Regions from separate parts of the Homo sapiens genome. Here all the other regions are linked to region 1. Evidence: chromatin loops called from intact Hi-C (ENCODE). Cell type or tissue: gastrocnemius medialis. All regions are shown on one strand.

What was found. A loop is a pair of places that touch in the nucleus more often than their neighbours do. Peaks named below come from ENCODE experiments on the same cell type or tissue, not always from the same donor. Only the 100,000 strongest peaks of a DNase experiment are listed, where the experiment ranks them.
Region 2: a loop joins it to region 1, with 12 times the contacts of the local background. A loop is called at or near these places in 5 of 110 quality-filtered maps.
Region 3: a loop joins it to region 1, with 9 times the contacts of the local background. A loop is called at or near these places in 21 of 110 quality-filtered maps.

What each region holds. Positions count from the first base shown.
Region 1 is chr14:66,745,374-66,747,873 of GRCh38, reverse strand. The region is part of intron 2 of GPHN (gephyrin); the gene reads right to left. LOC124903332 (a long non-coding RNA gene) reads right to left here. Exons shown (of 2, transcript XR_007064219.1): 2 at 1-2,500. Among named protein-coding and RNA genes, the nearest start is that of GPHN, 240 kb to the right of the region's middle. In gastrocnemius medialis, a CTCF peak has its summit at 1,386 (motif pointing right); no DNase peak of the experiment used is centred here; H3K27ac peaks cover 223 bases.
Region 2 is chr14:66,400,473-66,402,972 of GRCh38, reverse strand. No RefSeq gene overlaps it. Among named protein-coding and RNA genes, the nearest start is that of CCDC196, 85 kb to the left of the region's middle. In gastrocnemius medialis, a CTCF peak has its summit at 1,330 (motif pointing left); no DNase peak of the experiment used is centred here.
Region 3 is chr14:66,623,542-66,626,041 of GRCh38, reverse strand. The region is part of intron 1 of GPHN (gephyrin); the gene reads right to left. Among named protein-coding and RNA genes, the nearest start is that of GPHN, 120 kb to the right of the region's middle. In gastrocnemius medialis, a CTCF peak has its summit at 1,535 (motif pointing left); a DNase peak (open chromatin) is centred at 1,501.

The DNA.
Region 1 (2,500 bases):
AATCTTAAAGGAAAAAATTTCATGTGTTCATTTACAAAAATATGAAATATCTTCCTTTTAACCTGCTGAACAAATTGCTTATTTAATTTATGTAATCATTTAAGGCACATTTTAACAAAATCCTCAGCTATGTCCATACATAAATGCATTAATGTACATTCAACATTACCAGAGTCCTGACCCCTTAAAAGTTTTATCTTAAAGAAAAAATAATAAAACAATTTTTAACATTAACTCTGGGGCAGTTTTGTTTTTTTTTTTTACAATGTACTATAAATGACTGTCTCAAATCTATTAACCCGTCCTGAGAAGGAGCTCTGCCTATCTTGTTCATTATAATATCTGCAATCCCAGGCCAAGAGTCAGTACTCGTTTAATTTCTGTGGAGTGAATAAATTAATGAATTAACATCTAATTTATAGTCAACTTCTTATGATGTTCTTGTTAAATCTTCCACAAACTTTATCTCATGTCAAAGATACAAATAAGAACAAAAATACCTGATGTTTATTTTATAATTACTTTTTTCACAGTTTAGAAGTTACTTAGTGAAATACTGAAATAAATGGCCTGACAATTGTATCAACAATACCATTTAAAAATCAATTAGGGGTCCTGATTCCAGTAAGATGAAATAAGACCAGACTCTCTTTATCTCATGCTAATTCAACTAAAAAACCTGGCTAGAGACTTATCTGAAAACTCTGAAAAGTTAACACTAGTAGACAGATGAGGGAAGAATACCAATGTTGAGTTTAACATTTATTTTCCTCCACTACCTCTGAAGCCAGAAACCCAGAACTGAGCACTATGTGGTGTGAGTGAGGTCCAGGAGAAATTTTCTGAACACTTACAGTGCAGACAGAGAAAGAGTAGGAGAAATCTCCAGGTTATTTTGTTTCCCCCTCTCCTCTTCCTCATTTTTCTATGCCCCAAACCCTGAACAGTCCCATGGCAGCTAAAATAAAAGAAGACAGAAATGAGAGACTGCAGGAGTCAAAACTCTGAGGGAGGTCGACCTACCTTTCAGAGAAGCAGCAATGCCAAAAGGGCAGCACCAAACCCTGTAGAATTTTTTCCCTATGTCCCTGTCTTCCCACCATGTAGCCTTGGTGGCATCTTATCACCAGTGCTAAATGGTGTGAGGATGTCGTAAAACTGCAGAAAGAAACAATTTCTTTTTTGAAGAACAACAATAACAAAAAAAACAGCCCCAAGGGAAGTAGAAAGTACTTAGGGAAGGGAGACCAGGAAAGCAACTACATAAAGTTGTTTTGAACTTTTACTCACCCTGGATCTGCCCATTTATGGATTTGATACTAATTAGCATATCAAATATTTAAAGGCCTTAGCTAAGAACAGATCTACAAGCTGGTCCCAGAGTGACCACTAGAGGGTACACATTCATGACAGATCCAAATTGCACACCAAAGTCTTGTAAAATAGAGCCAAGGTTAGAACCACACAATCCACAGAAGGCCAAAACAAAAATATCAATATTTTCCACAGGATCTAAATAAGACTCAGAGTCTTATAAAGTAATACAGGATACAAATTCACATGGGATAAGACAATTGATTGAGCCTAATACTGAAATGATGCAGATGTTGGAAAACAGTTTGGCGGGTTTTTATAATGTTAAGTATACATTTATCATATGAGCCAGCAATTGTACATCTGGGTATTTATAGAGAAATGAAAACTTATGTTCATACCAAAACTTATATACAAATATTAACAGTAGATTTATTTGTGACAGCCAAAAGCTGGAAGCAACCCAAATGTCTTTCAATGGGTTAGTAGATAAACAAACTATGGTATATATGTACAATGGAATACTATCTACCATAAAAATGAATAAATTATTGACATACACAACTTGGATATATCTCAGAGACTCTACTCTGAGAGAAGCTGGTCATACTTTCTGATTCTATTTATTTGACATTCTTAAAAACACAAACTATAGTGATGTAAAACAGATCTGTGATAGGCAGGGTAGAGTGATGATGTGACTATTAAGAAAGATCACAAAGGGTTTTTTACTGTATTATTATTATTTTTAAAAATTAAATTTTAAAAAAATAAAAATTCAATTAGGGCATCATGAACACTCATTATACATAAGTAAACTGTCAAGGAATTCAAGTTACTTTAATTAATATAATCAACTATATAATAAAAGTCTTAGTGGACTATTTCTAAATTATCTAAATTTACATTTTTTTCATAATTGGCAACACTTTCCACAGTTGCTAACATATGAATTATTCTACATCAAATTTCTGACAATATATAACAAAATGGTGAAGACATATCACTATCAAATTATCATTTATAATCCCTCACAGAATACTGAATCAAAAAATCTATAAATAATATTTTGAGATAATTGGAGAAATCTAAAAATAGGTTTGTATGTTATATTTTATGATATTATTGTCTCAATGTTAACATTTCCAGCATATGATAAGAGTACGGTGAACAATGTCCTTAATTT
Region 2 (2,500 bases), 340 kb after region 1:
GGTGCTGGCTGACTGAGAGGGCAGGAAAACCCTTAGAGGACTACCTGGAATTGGAAAGTGAGTCTGGTCAGCATATGAAAATATAGAAAAGGGGAACATTCTGGGAGCACCCTTCCCTCTGGTGATACCAGTGGATGCTATGATTTCCGTGCCTTAGGTCCAGAGCAGTGGGGCAGACAACAACATAGTATAGCCTGTGACTTTCAGGAAGTCAGGAGATTAGGAAACCGCAGGTTGGGCTGCAGAGAAGAAACATGGTGCTTTACATGGAGCAGAGGATTTGCCAGCTACCTCTGAGATTCCACTCGTGCAGTCAAGACAAGTCCTGAGATGAGACTGCTTCAAAATCACATTTCAGCTGGGAATGCAAAAATGACTGTGGGTACATAGAAGGGCTTGTGCTGACCGACATCTCCCAGGAATTATCTGCATGTTGTCTACTTATTTAATGCATTATATAAATGTTATAGAGTGTTGTATTTCATTAATACTGTCTTGTTGTAGAATACTTGTCCTGTATTCCAGATGTTCCCAGGGATAGTGGGAGAAGGGTTTATATGAACCAGCAATATTCCATGCATTTAGTTACTCCTGGGAAATTAATATAGCAATAGCAGTGACTAAGGAATTAAGAGAAGGAAGGTGGTAGATTAGCAGACACAAAGGTACTAAGATGGAAATGAGTTTATCTGCAGGGAAGAATACAAACCCCTGCCTTGTCAAAGTGGAGAATCTGGGAACAATTGAAAGTAAGCTTGGACAGGTAATTTGAGACTGCATTATTGGGCCTGGTGTGCCACACTGCAGAGGACTGCCTTGATGATGGCATTTGGACATCATTAAAGGTTTTTAGTGTGATGCTAGGAGGGTTATTCCAGCAATACACAAGATGGCTAGGAGTGGGAAGAGCCTGGGGACAGGGAGAAAAGACCTACAGATACTGGATTAATTTTCATATGAGGTAATAAAGGGCTGACTTCGTGTGGAAATGGAAATGAAGGACAGATATGAAAGATACTAAGATGAGTCAATGAGAAAGTCAGTTGTTTATTGAACATGTTGTCCCCACTGGGTTTTCCTGTTATTCTTTTAACCTCACATTCTTGCTGCTTGTTTTCTCAATGTGGTCCCCTGTTGTCTTAATAGAGCAGTGGAGCTCTGCTCATTAAAATTATGCAGCACAAGTATCACTCATTTTAAGTAACTGATTTTATAGCACTTCAAACCTGCCAAGTTGATAAATTAGGCACTGTACTATTTTACACAATCTGGAGTCTCAGATTTAGGGAATTTTGAAAATTGGCAAATCCTGTGGCAAATGGCAGCACCTGCTGGCAAATATGATATTACAGGCTAACTCAAGTAGACAGTGCAATGGCCCAGAAGAAGATGAACAAAGAGAACAAAGCTGGCAGGAGCTGGAAGGCTTGAGGAGGGGAATCCATAGGCTTGGAAGAAATTAATATATTCTGGGAAAAGCAGTGATGGCAAAATAATTTGGGAAAATCAATTCAGAGAAATTTTTAAAAACTAATATGTGCCTATCACTATGCTAGGTGCTCTGAACAATATAAATGTGTTATCAGACAAGGTTCCTGACCTCATAGGCAATCATACGTTTAGAATGATACATTCTACAAATTGAAATGTTGCAAAAAGTTCTTTTAGGATAACATTACAAACCAGCATTTCAAAAGTCTGACTTCCCTCCCCAAACCTTCTGCAAAAATAATTTTGTATTTAATGCATTTGAGAATTATTTTCTTCAGAATTGTTTTCCCTGTGAAAATAATTTTTAATATGCTGAAACTTGGTGTATGTGAAGCAGAGGGTAGGAGAGCATGGAATTCACTTTTTAGCCCTTACTAAAATTCATTCATTCTGTAAAGTTAGGTTTTCCAGACTATCTGGTTCAAGGAAGATGACAAAAGTCTTTGTAAGGTCTGGTCATAGATTTTCAGGGAGACTGATGTGCAAGAAACCTCCATAGCTTCTTGATCATTTATATTTCACCTTTTTCCCCAGAAAGAATTTAAGACAACTTTAAGGCAGACATGGACAGCAAACGGTAATAACTAACCATGTGCAAAACTTTATAGTGGCTACAGGAAGGGATAAAATGAGACAGGAGATGTAGTAACTACCCTTAAAGAATCTGATTGGGAAGACGGGAGTAGATATAAAAAGTTAATGAATAATACAAGATTATCTATAAAGAACACAGTTTCTGGAGCTGAGTGACTGGGTCAAAATCCTGGCTTTGCAGTTCTCCAGCTGGGTAACCTTGGGAAAGTTACATAAACTTTCAATCCTTATTTGTAAAAGGGGGATAATAATAGTATCTGCCTCACAGGGTTGCTGTGAGTTTTAAATAGGTTAATATATGAAAGTAGTATACAGAGCATAGAGTATAGTAAGCACTATAGATATTAGCTGCTATTATTATGAAAACTGGTAAATGAGTGGCACATTCAGCAATTTCTGCAGGAGTCAGCTGTAA
Region 3 (2,500 bases), 120 kb after region 1:
CCATTCAGGTAGGAAGTTAAAAGTTTTTCTCAGAAGGAACTAAACAGCCCAAGAGAAAATGCCCTATGATAGTGACATTTATGAGTACCTCTGGATACCTACCTAATAACCCTACAATGAAGTCCACTGGGTTATAAGGCCTGTCCTATTACATAGAAAAGCCAACTCATATTTATTGCCTCCCTATTAAATATAAATCTGCATATAAGAATCACAAGATATGTGAAGAAAGCTTGCATCATAAATAGCACAGATTAAACTAAACGCAGTAACAAACAAAAAGGATTTGGGAATAAACAATGCAAGAAACAGAATAGTCTTTAAAAAACCACACTGTGATTTTATTAGATGGAGACTGACAAATTGTGTACTTGACATAAGAACAGGGTATTATTACAAACAGGCATTGGAGGAAGAATTCTTGGAATTTAAAAATGTAAATGAAACATAAACTGTATTAGAAGGTTTGAAAACAAAGGTAGGGAAAAGAAACTACCAAGAAGTAGGACAAAAGGCAGACAATAGGAAAGAAAAGTTAAGAAAATTGGGGGGGAAATTGAGAAACTCTAACATCCAAACAGAAATTCCAGAAAAACAAAACAAGAAAAAAGAAGGGAGGGGCTGATCAAGTAAATAATATATGAAAATTTTCCAAAAATGAAAGACAATGGCCGGGCATGGTGGCCCATGAGTGTAATCCTAGCACTCTGGGAGACCAAGGCAGGAGGATCACTTGAGCCCAGGAGTTCGAGACCCTTGGCAACATAGTGAGACCCTGTCTCTACAAAAAAATTATAAAATTAGGTGTGGTGGTGCGTGTTTGTAGTTCCAGTTACATGGGAGGCTAAGGAGAGAGGATTGCTTGAGACTGGGAGGTCAAGGCTATAGTGACCATCTCGTACCACGGCACTGCAACCTGGTGACAGGGCAAGACCCTGCCTCAAAAAGAAGAAGAAGAAAAAAAAAGACAAGTTTCCAGATTGAAAGGCACTAACAAGTGCAGGCTTGACCAGCAGCTTGATTCCATTCAGACTAATTGTAAAAACAGGCACTTACTCTAGGCATCAACATGAGTGACCCAGCCCTTCCAAATGGCAGTTCATAGCTTATGTCTCCATGGAGGGGTGTCTCTGTAATCTACTATTACTACCCAAGTGAAGTAACTGGCAAGAGCCCAACACTCAGGAAAAAGATATCATAACTTAATCCTTAGGAATACTGTCTAAGGTAGGAGTTAGAAAACTTGTTTTCTGAAAAGAGCAGATAGTAAATAGTTTTGGCTTTGCAAGCCCCATACAGTCTCAAGTGTGTATTCTTTTTCCCCCAATGCTTTAAAAAATGTAAAAATCCTCCCAAGCTAAGAGCAATAGAAAAACAGATTGTAGCCAAATTTGGCACACAGACTGAAGTCTCTCAACCCCTGGTCCAAGAAAATGGCTTTTAATTCAGCCCATTGTGCTGGATCAGCCCTTACCAGTTAATCTTTTAGACTGTCCTTGGAGCTGGAGGGTGGCTGCCACCCAGTGGACACCATTAGCTTTTCACTTAAGCTATCAGAGAACCAGACCCAACCGTTTATTTAATAGAGTAAACTTTGTACATGAAATCAGCCCAAGGGCTTTACCCACAAGGTCAATTTAACATCATATCCCTTGGTAAACTTTCCTCAAATCTAGCAGTTGAATTCAGATACAGATCCTATACTAAAACACGGACCAAGGTGTCTCACAGGCACATGTCAAGGGCTATAGTAATTTAGTTCTTCTTATTACAGAGGAAATAAAGATATTTGAGTCTGCCAGTAAACATGTCTTATGCCATATTAATGAACTGTACTAAGAGAAAACATGTTTCCAGAAATTATGAAATGGTACATTCATAAATTTGACAATCTACAGAGTGTTGGTATGTGACAGCTTACAATGGCCACAAAATGCCTGTAATATCTCCAGGCTGAAAATCTGGGGAGCAGAGAGTACTGGGAGTGGAAAAGGACGATAAGGACATGAGGAGCACTGTGTAGACTTTTTCTCTCCTTTGGCTGCTCGCTCCAGGGTTGGTGTCCAAACCCTGCAGTTGTTTCCTCCCTCATGTAGCTTCTGATATTTGGAAAGCAACCTCGCTCAAGGAGGTGAAATATTACGGTAGCTCTTCCCCTTCATCTTCAGCCCTTTTGGCAAGCCCTGGGTTCAGCTTTCCCTTCCCACATGGGACCAAGGATGGTGATCTGGTAACCCGTATCCAATAAAGCCATGAAAGTTCAGGTCCCTCCTCTTCTTTAAAATTTCTCCAGGGCACTTAGTTTTCTCCTTGAGGCAGCTGATGTCAGGGTAAAGGGGGGATGGCAGGATGAGAGGACACAAACTGAGAAAGTGGCACATACACCAATAAGCATGACTTTGCTTTTTTTTTTTTTTTTTTTTTGAAACAGAGTCTCACTCCAACACACAGGCTGGAGCACAGTGGCACAATCTCAGCTTATTGCAACCTCCATCTCCTG